2 separate regions of the Mus musculus genome follow, and region 1 is linked to region 2. A link is a loop called in an ENCODE intact Hi-C map of the cell type or tissue named here. Cell type or tissue: gastrocnemius. All regions are shown on one strand. Each heading gives the region's core, and the rest is flanking DNA. Links, peaks and the distances in the headings are about the cores only.

The links. A loop is a pair of places that touch in the nucleus more often than their neighbours do. Peaks named below come from ENCODE experiments on the same cell type or tissue, not always from the same donor. Only the 100,000 strongest peaks of a DNase experiment are listed, where the experiment ranks them.
Region 1: it touches region 2 in a loop (13-fold over the local background); 1 of 42 quality-filtered maps calls a loop at or near these places.

What each region holds. Positions count from the first base shown.
Region 1 is chr12:111,710,024-111,716,141 of GRCm38, reverse strand. It overlaps Bag5 (BCL2-associated athanogene 5), which reads left to right and starts at 2,886. Exons shown (of 2, transcript NM_027404.2): 1 at 2,886-3,098; 2 at 4,730-6,118. The coding sequence starts at 4,755. The coding sequence ends at 6,098. Coa8 (cytochrome c oxidase assembly factor 8) reads right to left here and starts at 2,873. Exons shown (of 5, transcript NM_026511.2): 1 at 2,724-2,873. The coding sequence starts at 2,849. In gastrocnemius, for the core only: a CTCF peak has its summit at 2,976; DNase peaks (open chromatin) are centred at 2,945 and 3,366; H3K4me3 peaks cover 3,370 bases; H3K27ac peaks cover 2,862 bases.
Region 2 is chr12:111,810,784-111,816,901 of GRCm38, reverse strand. Xrcc3 (X-ray repair complementing defective repair in Chinese hamster cells 3) reads left to right here and starts at 3,023. Exons shown (of 8, transcript NM_028875.3): 1 at 3,023-3,077; 2 at 4,683-4,841; 3 at 5,907-6,044. The coding sequence starts at 4,787. Zfyve21 (zinc finger, FYVE domain containing 21) reads right to left here and starts at 2,732. Exons shown (of 7, transcript NM_026752.4): 1 at 2,525-2,732. The coding sequence starts at 2,662. In gastrocnemius, for the core only: no CTCF peak of the experiment used is centred there; DNase peaks (open chromatin) are centred at 2,875 and 3,499; H3K4me3 peaks cover 3,354 bases; H3K27ac peaks cover 2,820 bases.

The sequences.
Region 1 (6,118 bases), core at 319-5,318, 100 kb after region 2:
CCAGAGGATCCAACATGCTACATTTAGCATCTACAGACACTGTATACATGTGATGTACAGATATACACATAGGCAAAAAATTTATACACATAAACAAAACAAAACAAAACAAAACAATAAACAAAGAACAAACCCTCCAGCAGGGCATGGTAGTGCCTGCCATTAATTCTAGCAGTTGGGAGGCAGAGACAAGCAGATCTCTGTGAGTCTGAGGCCCTCCTGGTCTTTGGGAGAGAGTTACAGGACAGCCAGGATTACACAGAGAAACCCTGTCTCAAATCAAAAAACAAAACAAACAAAACAAAAGACCAAAACACCAGGATGGTCGCTGTGACTCAGTCCTGGAGGGGGTGGGGGAGGCAGAGGAGAGATTCAAGGTCATCCTCGGCTATACACAAAGTCCAAGACTAACCCCCAGCATGATTCGCCAAAGACAAAAAAAAAAAAAAAAAAAGGTGGGGGGGGGGAGAGCAATAAGTACAAAGAGACCAGAAATGAAGTTATGAAGGTTTGAAAAGTGGGTCTTCTTAAAGCAAGACTGGAGAGATAAAGAAAAATGTGCACAGTTAACTAGTAGAGGATTTATTTTATTGAAGAAGAAATAGTTTGCAATGTTCTTTTTAAGTTTTTACTTCTTTGTTTGGTTTGGTTTTCAAGATAGAGTTTCTCTGTGTAGCCAGATGAGGCTGGCCTCAAACTCAGAGATCTGCTCTGTCTCTCCCTTGAAGCACAAAGTTACCTTTAAGACGTGCTATTTACAAAGTTTCTTTGCAATACAGCAATCCGTCTTACAGCCATTTAATAACTCAGGAAACAAAGTAGCAACACAGAGGAAACAGCCCTGAGGCAGAACTGTTTTCTTTTGTGCCTCCCAATATTTACCATAATAGGTCATTTAGATCCTAAAAACCATAGCACAGGGAGTACAGAATTAGGCAAGCTCTGGCTGGTAGTCAGGCCCCCTAGCCACAGTCATTCCCTCTTCGACTCTCCAAGAGTTGAGCAGCACAGGCTTGCCCTGAGACTCCAAAAGGCTGAAGGGTTTACCCTGAGGATCCAGACCCCAGGTACCTTGTTTTGAGAGAGGGTCTCATCGTGTGTGTAACCCTGACCCCCCTGAAGCTGCAATGCTGACCAGCTTGCCTTTCCAGTTGAAGGCGGTGCCGCCAGGCCTCCAGCAAGACTCTTCCAAGACTGCGGGCTTCTTAGCCTTCTCCAGCATTAGTTCACCAGAAACGAAGGTCAGGCAAGATGGCTCAGAGGGGAAAGCGTTTCATAAGAAAGCCTGAGTTCCACCCCTGGCACCAACCATGGAAGGGATAAAGGCTCTCCAGAAAGCTGTCCTCTCAACTCTGCCGCAGGCATATCACACAAAATCATTGCAATTTTTAAAAAAGTAAAAATGAATGTTAAGGCAAACTCTGACCACGAGAAAGCTGCTGGGTGAGTTAAATTTTCCCCTCCCAAAGCATGTTCAGGCACCTGTTTCATCTTTTCTGCCCAAGGACTAGAGTTATATTTTCTAAAGACAGAAGTGAAGGCTTGTTTTTTTTCTTGTGCCAGGAAACTGAGCCAGAGGCCAGGGTCCTAAGGCAACAAATCTAAACTGGAGTAGTCAGAACTTCAAAGCTAAAAGTGTGCAAGGAGACACAGCATAGCAGAGATGAAAATTTTCACAGCAAGCACATTTTGCAATTCTTAATTTTCTCCATCTCTCTTCTCTCTCCTCATCCCTCCTTCCCTCTCTTCATTATTGCTTAAACCAAGCTCTCTAGTCTCTATCACTAGCTTAGTGGTCATTGAAGTGTTAGTAGCCACTGATTAATGTTTTACCTCCAGCCTTAGCGTTTTCATATGACTGATAGACTCTAAACCTAGGCCTTTTTTTTTTTTTCCCGAGACAGGGTTTCTCTGTGTAGCCCTGTCCTGGAACTCACTCTGTAGACCAGGCTAGCCTCAAACTCAGAAATCTGCCTGCCTCTGCCTCCCGAGTGCTGGGATTAAGGCGTGGGCCACCACGCCTGGCAACCTAGGCCTTCCTTAAGCAAAGCATTCTGTTGCAAAGAAGTGCAACTGAGGGCTGGTGAGATGGCTCAGTGGGTAAGGGCACCTGACTGCTCTTTGGAAGGTCCAGAGTTCAAATCCCAGCAACCACATGGTAGTTCACAGCCATCCGTAACGAGATGTGAACTCCCTTTTCTGGAGTGTCTGAAGGCAGCTACAGTGTACTTACATATAATAAATAAATAAATCTTAAAAAAAAAAAAAAAAGAAGTGCAACTGACTAAAAAAAAAAAGCTTTATTTAGTTTTATATATGTGAGTGCATTGTTACTGTCTTCGGTGTTCCTAACAGCTGAACCATCTCTCCAGCCCAGCAATTGTTTTTTTGAAAAAGGCTTCACGCCCATTCTTGCTGCAGACCTGCACTGTGGATCTCTGACATCGCGTGCACGTTTACAAACAATGCGAAGTCTACAGAAGTGGGATGATGAAGTCAGCCACGGCTTTAAGTCGAACACTAATCTTAACGATGCGAAAATGAGAAAGAACACCCTTCAAGAGCTGTGTTAATACAAATGGGAATTAACTCGGGGATAAGCAAGGCTCGCGCTCTCCACAGCGGATCCCGGGCAGTGATCATCAGTCCGTCGGAGAGGTGCAGGCGGCGTGGGTTTGCTCGGCGGCCTTCCTCCCTGCCAGCGCCCCCGGCGTCCCGCTTACCCGGCTGGACGCCGCATCCCTGTGATCCGTAGGGCGCTCACGGGCCAACCTAACGCCGCCGCCGCCGGAGAAGGACCGGCAGAGAAGCCGGCGAAGCGCTCTGCTTCCGGGCCGCAAAGCCGCCATGGCCCGCGCGTACGGCAGGATCGCGACAGTGGAAAGGTTGGCGTTACGGCGGCGTCGCAAAGCCCGAGCCGACGCGCGGCGAGGCCGACCGTGCGCATTCCCTGGGACGGACGCCGGGCGGCGGGGCCCGCGCGGGACGAGGAGAGGACAAGTTTTCCCCGGGCTCACTGCTGACGGGCCCGCTCTGCGAGGACGGCGACAACGCTGCGGAAGTGTAGGTGGCGGGGCGCGATGGCGCGTGCGGCCCAGGTGAGCGTGGGGCGAGGGCGCGAGCTCCGTTCTCCCGGCCTCGGGCGCTCCGCCGCCCTCGCTGCGCAGGCCCGCGCCCGCCGCGCGCCCATTGTGAGGTCAGGCGGCGGCGCGTCCGGCCGGGCCGAGACCCGGGAGCGGCCGCCGCGGCCAGTAGCTGCCGCCGCCTCCGCCGGCCCCTTCACCGGCTGCCCGGGTCAGACCTAGCCGGGAAGGGCGAGGGGGGATGCCGCTGGGGGCACCGCTGCGGTGCCGCTCCCCGTGAAGGGCCGATCTCCCACCTCGCAGCCCCCCGCGGCAGCCAAGACCGCCGCCGCCCAGACCTCCCGGGGTAAAAGCTCTGCGAGGGCCGGGCTTGGACCCTCCCGGGGACTGAGTTCTGTGGCCTGCCCGCCAGAAGTGAGCTGTTTGACAGAAACCTGAGAGCGTGGGAAATGCTCTAAGCGCACATACCGGGAGGCGAGTGACCGAGTTAATCGCAGTCGGCAGGTTTGGGCGGCGGGTATTTGAAGTCAGGGTGAGGATTTGGAAGTTTCGTAGCTCCTCTTTCAGAAAAGTAGAAAGTTAGCTAGCTGTCTGGACGAATGGTGCTCCTGTGAGTGTGGAAGAGCTACTGTTAACTTCCAAACTGGTTCCAGAGAGTAGATTAGGATGGGGGGGGGGGGGATCTAAGGAAATTGTGTTGCTAACCTGGTGGGTTGACTAGAATGGCAGTGTACGCAGCTCGCTCTCATGGTTTAAGACAGAATTCATAGGCCTAGACATCCACCCAGGCTGGATCATGAGGACCTTCTGTCTGTCGTTCAAATCCCTACCGTGTTCCCCTATTTCCGTTTTGCTTTGAATTCTTAGGGTCACCAAGTAGCCCATGGTGATCTTGAATTCGTAGTTCCCTTTCCTCTGTATCCCCGACGCTAGGATTGTAGGGATACACCAGCACACCGGTGAGCTTGCTTTGTTTTGTTCCTGTCCAGCTGTTTTCAGGAGAGGGAGTTGACATGTCACATCTTCCCTTTCCTCAAGCAACCTTTTACACCTTTGACGAAACCTTTTGTGTATTTTGGTGCATGCCCAGGTGCCAGAGTTTGGCCTCCCTGCCCGCCCACCATCATTTCCTTGGTGTCCTTTGACTTTGGCTTTTGAAGTGGGGCTTCCCATGGTCCTGAAGGTCCTCGGTTAGGCTAACCTGGGCTGGCCAGTGAATCACGAGATCCATCTATCGCCGTCTCCCCGGCACTGGCTTGCCTGGCTTTTCTGTTTTACTTCATGGGCGTTGGCGCTTCGCCTGCATGGATGTCTGTGCATCACTGTGTGCCTGGTGCCTCTGAAGACAGAAAGGGAATCAGATGCCCTGGGACTGGGGTTACCTGTGTGGTCATGCACTGTCATGTGAGTGCTGGTAATCAAACCCAGGTCCTCTAGCCAGCACCTTTAACCACTGAGCCCTCTCTCCAGCTCCGCCCCAGCTTTTTTTTTTCCACATGTGTTCTGGAATTCCAGCTTGGACACTTGATGAAAAATTATCTCCACAGCCCGAATGAGCCCTTTTAACAAGTGTACTAAGAAGGAGTGTTTAGAGTGGGTTCTTGTCCTGCAGAGACTAATACGTTATCATTCTTGCTATCTTTCAGTGCTTGTGAAACTGAACACAGAAGTATGGATATGGGAAACCAACACCCCTCCATTAGTAGGCTTCAGGAGATCCAGCGGGAAGTAAAGGCTATAGAGCCGCAAGTGGTCGGCTTCAGCGGCCTGTCGGATGACAAGAACTACAAGAGGCTGGAGAGGATTCTGACCAAACAACTTTTTGAAATTGACTCTGTGGATACGGAAGGAAAAGGAGATATCCAGCAAGCTAGGAAGCGGGCGGCACAGGAGACAGAACGTCTCCTCAAGGAGTTGGAGCAGAATGCCAACCACCCACACCGCATCGAAATCCAGAATATCTTTAAGGAGGCTCAGGCCCTTGTGAAAGACAAGATTGTGCCCTTTTACAGCGGAGGCAACTGTGTGACTGACGAGTTTGAGGAAGGCATCCAGGACATCATTCTGAGGCTGACGCACGTGAAGACCGGAGGGAAGGTCTCCTTGCGGAAAGCCAGGTACCGCACGCTCACCAAGATCTGCGCGGTACAGGAGGTTATTGAGGACTGTATGAAGAAGCAGCCGTCCCTGCCACTGTCTGAGGATGTGCATCCTTCAGTGGCCAAAATCAACTCTGTCATGTGCGAGGTGAACAAGGCCAGAGGGACGCTGATCGCACTTCTGATGGGCGTGGACAGTTCCGAGACTTGCAGGCACTTATCCTGCGTGCTGTCAGGACTGATTGCTGACTTAGATGCTCTAGATGTGTGTGGGCGTACAGAGATCAGAAATTATCGGAGGGAGGTGGTGGAAGATATCAACAAATTACTGAAATACCTAGACTTAGAAGAGGAAGCTGACAGTACACATGCATTTGACCTGGGACAGAACCATTCCATTATAAAAATAGAAAATGTTCTCAAGAGGATGAGAGAGATAAAAAATGAACTTCTCCAGGCGCAGAGCCCTCCTGAGTTGTACCTGAGGGCCAAGACAGAGCTGCAGGGCTTGATCGGACAGCTGGATGAAGTGAGTCTGGAGAAAAACCCCTGCATCCGGGAGGCCAGGAGGAGGGCGGTGATTGAGGTGCAGATCCTGATCACGTACCTGGACCTGAAGGAAGCCCTCGAGAAGAGGAAGCTGTTCCCATGTGAGGAGCACCCCCCACACAAGGCCGTGTGGGAGATCCTTGGGAACCTGTCTGAGATCCTGGGCGAAGTCCTTTCATTTGGTGGAAACCGAACTGATAAGAACTACATCCGTCTGGAGGAGCTACTGACCAAACAGTTGCTGGCTCTGGATGCCGTTGACCCACAGGGAGAAGAGAAGTGTAAGGCTGCCAGGAAACAGGCTGTGAAACTGGCCCAGAACATCCTCAGCTACCTGGACATGAAGTCGGACGAGTGGGAGTATTGATGGGCCAGGAGCTGATCTCG
Region 2 (6,118 bases), core at 413-5,412:
CACACACACAGAGGAGAGGAGGAAGGAAGCCTTTGTTGGGGCTGGAAGCTGCAGGCTCAGGAGAAGTGAGAGGGCAGCTCCACCTCAGGGACTGCTATCAGGTCTGCACTTTACAACTGTGAAAACTACAGCCTGGCACTGGATCCGGAACTTCATCCCGACTCTTACCCGGCTCTCGGCCAGCCGTGGGAGGGAAGCCTCCCACAGGGCGATGGTTCCAGAGCTAGAACACACAAGGAGGCTCCTGCAGCCGTGGGAGGAGCACAAGGCGAATCCTAACACTTGTGGAATCCCAGCCTTTCCCAGTTAGATCAATCGCCCTTCCCCCAGGAACAACTAAGATGTTCACAAGCAGCACCCCAACTCTGGGGTTCAGCACCAGGCCGGGCTTGGCAGGCGCTGCAAAACCCCATTCTTTTCCCCATAAAGCACTTGCTGAACGGGGTTCTCAGGCTGCAAGGGGAGCTGAGGCCTGAATCCTGACTGGACTGGAGAGTGCCCCCCCCCCCATCAGGCCCTGGGCTCCACCCTCCCTACAGTGGGAGTTTGCCACCTATGCTTGTCCAAGCATCTCTCAGTCATGGTCACCCCTGCAAAGCCAAGCCTGAGACACTCACAGAGTCGGCGCCCTTCTCCTCGGCACTCCAGTCAGAGCAACCTCTCCTCCCTGCTTGGCACAGACATGGAGTTCTGTCAAGCTATCCAGACTTATGGGGATGTACCACAAACACTGTAAATTTTAAAGTTTTACATAAAGATTTCATCAGGTGTCAATCGGGGGAAACATCTACCTTAAAGGACCCCCTGTAGAGCAGGAGGAATGTTGAGATAGCTCCTCTAGAGCCCCGGCCTAGAGCCAGTGAACACTTTTCCCACTCGGCTTCCCACCCCACTGGCCTCCTCCACCCGCCCCAAATGTGCCCCTTATTCCAATCTAGGCATTATTGGCCTTTCCTGGAAACAGTTATGTCTGACCAGTTCTAGACTCATTCACAAGCAATTTATTCCGCTGAGCCACCTCCCCAACACCCACTCCGTCCAGGGGCTGGAGTCCAGGTTGTATTCCAACATACACACACACACACACACACACACACACACCCTTTTTTTTTGTCTTTTTAAGACAGGGTCCCACTGTATAGCCCTGGCTGGCCTGGAACTCACTACCCTGAACTCAGACACCTACCTACACCACGAATGATCACGCTGGCCCATTCCTAAGCCCACACCCACTTCAGGGACGCTAAGTGCACTCGAGGGTTGTGCTCAGTTATCTTTGCACCCAAGAGGAACTATGTGCTCAGATGCCTAAGTACAAAGGTAAAGTGCAAAACTGAGGGCACAACCAGGAGGGCAGGGACGGCTCAGTGACACACCTGGTATAGCCAGGGGCTCTGAGTACAAGATGAACCTTCTCCTTCAGGGCTCTCAGGAACTTCAGAGTTTGGGGGGTGGGGTGGGGTGCAGAGCAACAGCAGCCAGGCTACAACCTTCTGGCTGCACGCACGGGTGGCTCTCCAGTCCCTGTTTCAAGAACACTGGACCTCACTCTAAGAAGCCGCTGGCCTCGGCCACCTGTGGATGAGCTCTCAAGGGGAAAGAAGAGCAGCTGATTAGAATTCCAAGCAGGGACTCTAACTTAAAAAATTTGGGAGGAGGCCAGGTGTGGTGAAGCACATCTTTAACTCAAGAGGCTGAGGGAGGAGGAGTTCGAGGACAACATAGCAACAGTGTGTGGTAGAGGCGTGTGGTAGTGCATGCCTAGCACTCTGAAGGCAGATCTTATGAGTGCTAGGCCAAGGACGGGGAGGTGGGAGGGGGAGAGGGGAGGAAGGGAAGGAGAGGGAGAAAGGGAAGGAGGGAGAGAAACAGAAACATGGATGAATTTACACGAGCCATTAAGATAGCTCACCAAGTAAAGGCACGTGCCGCCACACCTGAGACCTGAATTCCGTCCCTGGGACCCAGATGGTTTAAGAAAACTCTCTTCTACAAATTATCCTCTGATCTACACACCAGCGCTGTGACATTGGGGACAAAGGCACATACACACATGAATAAATGAAGAAAAGTTGTTTCAAAGTTTATCAAAGTCGCCAGTACTTTCGTTGGTGTCTTTTAAAGATATTTAATTTGCTTTGAAATAAAATCGCATGGAATGCGTGAATTGCTCCTATTTTCTCCCAAGTGGCCAAGCTTTGCAGAGTTTAGAACTTCGAAGATTGCAAACCCTTTGGCACCGTTCCTCCGTGGGCAGGTGGAGGCGGACTCCCTCACCCTCGCCCCACGGACACACTCCAGCCCCAAACTCGCGCACGGCTCACGGGTGAGCCGCTCCACCGCTCCCCCTCGGGCCTCCCCGGGGCTCCGCACCGCGCAGCCAATGACCGCCAAGGAATGGAAAACGCCCCACAGCGCAGAAGGGACAGCGGGAACGCCCGGAGGGGAGCCGCGGCCGAGCGTCCCTAGGACGGAGGCGGGAGACGCCCCGGCTCGGGTTGGGGACCCGGGGGCTAGGACGCACCTCCTTGTCCGGAACCCACTGCGGCTCCTCCAAGCCGAAAGGGCTTCCGAAGGCGCGGTGCTCCGGCACCATGCGCAGGCCACTTGGCGAGCGCACAAGCTTCTTGGCGTCGCGACGCGCGGCCACCCCCGAGGACATGTCTCCGCCTGAGCCCCTCACGCCACCGCCCGCGCTGAGCCCACACAAGGCGCCACCCCGCCCCGCCCGCAGACACGATGACAGCTCCGAAGCCCAATCCGCAGCCAGAGCTCGTAATATGAACCAATCGGAGAGTAGTATCCGCCCCAGAGTCGCCCTTCTCCAATCCGTGCAAGGATCCCGCCCCTACGGCTGGCCACCAATCGGCGGTGAAGACCGGAGGGGCACCCTCGCCCCTCTAGGGAGAGTGTGACTTCGGATTGGCCAATTAGTCAGCCACGTAGGCGCCTCTTCGTTTCTTCTGGGTGGAGCAGACTCGGACTCTGGCCTCTCATTGGAAGAGAAGATTGAGATGGGCGGGGCTTCAGGAGCGGGCGGAGCGCGCGGGAGACTTGCGGGGTCGCTGATCCGGGAGGTGAGTTAGCTGATCGCGAGTGGCCGAACATGGGGTGGCGGGAGAGGACAGAGGACACTGTGGGTTTCGAGCGCCCCAGGTCGGGACTCAAGAACGAGCTTCCCCAGCGGGGCACCCCTTCAAGCCCGTAGCGGGGTTTGAAGGAATCGAACTGAGCGCGGGACCTGCTTTCCGCACTAGAGTCCCAGGCCAGCCACAGCGTGACCACTCGCTGCAGATTTGATCTGTGACTTTTGTTTTTCTTGTGGTGTTCGTAAGGACGAGTCACATTGTGCGTGTAGCCTAGGCTGGCCTTGGATTCAGCAGTCCTGCCTCAGCCTTCCTCGCACTGATACAGGTGTGAGCCACCGCGCGCGCCTCACCCTCTAGCTTCTTTGGGTAATTGGCCAAATCAGCTACCCAGGAGCTTTGCTCTCTCTCTGACACAATTGGACACACTCTAGCCCAGTTGGAGGGATGAGCTGGTGTAACCCTACTTCTCCGGAAGGCAGGCGGCCAAGTGGAGCATGGAGCTCTGTGCTTTTGTCTGAGACACAGGTTCTCAGTGTTGAAGTAGAAGTTGCTCAGTGGCACTTTGTAAAGCAAGGTTAGCTGCCTCAAGGCCTTGGCATTTGCGGGTGCACAGATAGAACCCGCCCCTGACTATGTCCTCTGTCCAGTCTCCACCAAGCCCTGTGATTGCTCTGGTTCACCACTGGACGCTGTAGCGATGGCTTGGGGGACCTTTGAGTTCTGGTGCCAGAGCTTTGTGTCTGAAAGCATGTTCTCCCTTCCCTCCTGCCCTGTGTGGTGTGGTGTATGTGTGTGTGTTGTATGTACATACGTGTATGTCCGTTTGCATCCGTACTGATGTGTGTGCGTGTGTGGAAGGCAGATGTCTGACATATATTCCTCCATCACTTGCCCTACGAACCCAAAGTCCACAGATTCAGCCTGTCGGCCTGCTCTGAGGAACTTGTCTCTGCCTTCTGAGCCCTGGGATTACTGGCAGCCCACCAAACCTGCCCAGCACCAGATCTCACGTCCTCGGCCTCCTCAAACTTGGCTCCTGAGCCACTCCACCCCATCCTTAGTGCCTCTTGGCACTGTCATTTGAACCCATTGCAGTGTACTGTAGGACACGCCTTTCCTCACACTGGCCTGGTGCTGTCCCCTCCGGGCCCCTTTCGGGAGACTTTCTCTGTGCTTTCTGGTACGGTGGAGCTGCCTCTTCTGTTGTTCTCTGACCAGGTTCAATTTCTCCCACCATCCTTCAAAATCCCAAACTCACAAAAAGCTGGGGAATGCTGAGCAAGACCCCTCTATGCCCCAGGAAGTTGAAGGGGAGCAGCAAGGGGCAGCTACCTTGTCCCACCCCCCCCACCCCCACACCCCCACCCCCCCGCACTGACACCTTCAGGATGTTGACTACGGCTGAATTAGTTCTGTGCCAACATCTGGAGTGAACCTAGGCTTCCAGACTGCCTAGTCCTCCTCAGGGTTGACGGTGCACGCAGGAGCACCATCCTTAGCTCTCATGGACCGGGAGACACCTGTCCTCGGCGCTCAGTGGGACACCTAACCACACTTTGGCTTCGGACCGCCCTGTGTGTCACCTTCCCACAGGAAGTCTGAGTTGGTGTGTGTCACCATCCGTCGCTGTGTGCCTGTCAGCTCTGCTGTGTGCTGTCACCGTCAGCTCTGCATGCCCCTGCTGAGACCACTTAGGAATGGACTTGGATCAGCTGGACCTAAACCCCCGAATTACTGCTGCGGTTAAGAGGGGTATGTGTGTGGTGAGCAGGGCACACAGGCACTGTGGGCAAAACAAGCTGCACTCTCTGCACCACCCACGCCTAGCGGCTTCTCTCCTTTTCAAAGCGGGGTTGGTTGGTCTCGCAAGGGGCACCTTTGGCACCTGAGTTCCCAGAGGGCTGTGGCTGCAGAGGGCGAGCTGCTCAGCCCGCATGTTCCTGGCAGCTCTTTCTGCCACTGTGTGAACTAGTTTGATATATCTGCAATGTATTATTTTTTTCTTTTTCATTTTTCTTTCTTTTTAATTGCAACAGGGTCTCACTGTGTAGCCCTAGCTGGCCTGGAACTCACTTGTAGACCAGCCTGGCCTTGAACTCACAGAGCTCCTCCTGCCTCCATCTCCCAGTGCTGGGAGCAATAATTTCTTTTGCTAACTGGTTTGAAAGTAAAAAGTAAATGCAAGCCCAGAACAGAACTGGTTTCCTCCTCAAGCAGCAAGCAGTAGGCCTTGGTCATTACTGTGTGCCGCCCATTGCTTCCTGCCTGGCCCGGCCTGCTTGCATCCTGGCTCCATCCGCCTCTTTGCTTACCCTGGCCTGGCTTGGGGACTCAGAGTTGATTCTCCCTTGGCCCTCTCTCTGTTTGCCACTGTCAGTCAACTCCAGAGCTTTGTACGTGGTCAAAAGGCACTCTTTCATGTCACACCCCCAACTCTACATTCATGCTTTCTTGTTTTTAAAATACAGGGTCTTGCTGTGTAGCTTAAACTGGCCTTGAATCCTGGGTGCAAGTGACCCTCCTGTCTCAGCCTTCCAAGTAGTTGGGACTGTGGACAAAGGGTGGGACAGGGCGACAGTCACATCTTCATAGCACTCAGGATTCGCTCTCTGGCTCCTACTGCTGCTGACAAGAGAGTCAGGCCCAGTTACGAGGGTGCAGCAGCGCCAGCAGGACCCTCCCTCCCTTCCCTCTCCATCCACTAGTCGCATTCCCCAAGATTTTGTGGGCGAATCCAGAATTGGTGTCCCAGATCTGGAGGCCCAGCTCCATCCCCACCTCCCACTCTGACTGAGTGGTCTATCCCTGTGACTTCAGGCAGACTGAAGTCAGTGAAGGAGATTCTGTGCTACTCCGGACCAGACTTGCAGCGGCTCACCGGCCTGCCCAGCCACGATGTGCAGTGCCTGCTGAGAGCTGCCTCTCTACACCTTCGGGGAAGCCGCGTCCTCTCAGGTGAGCACCTGGGCTGGGGTGCTTGGAGCGCAGGCCTGGGTAGACTTGTGGGGAACAATTTCACAGCACACTAG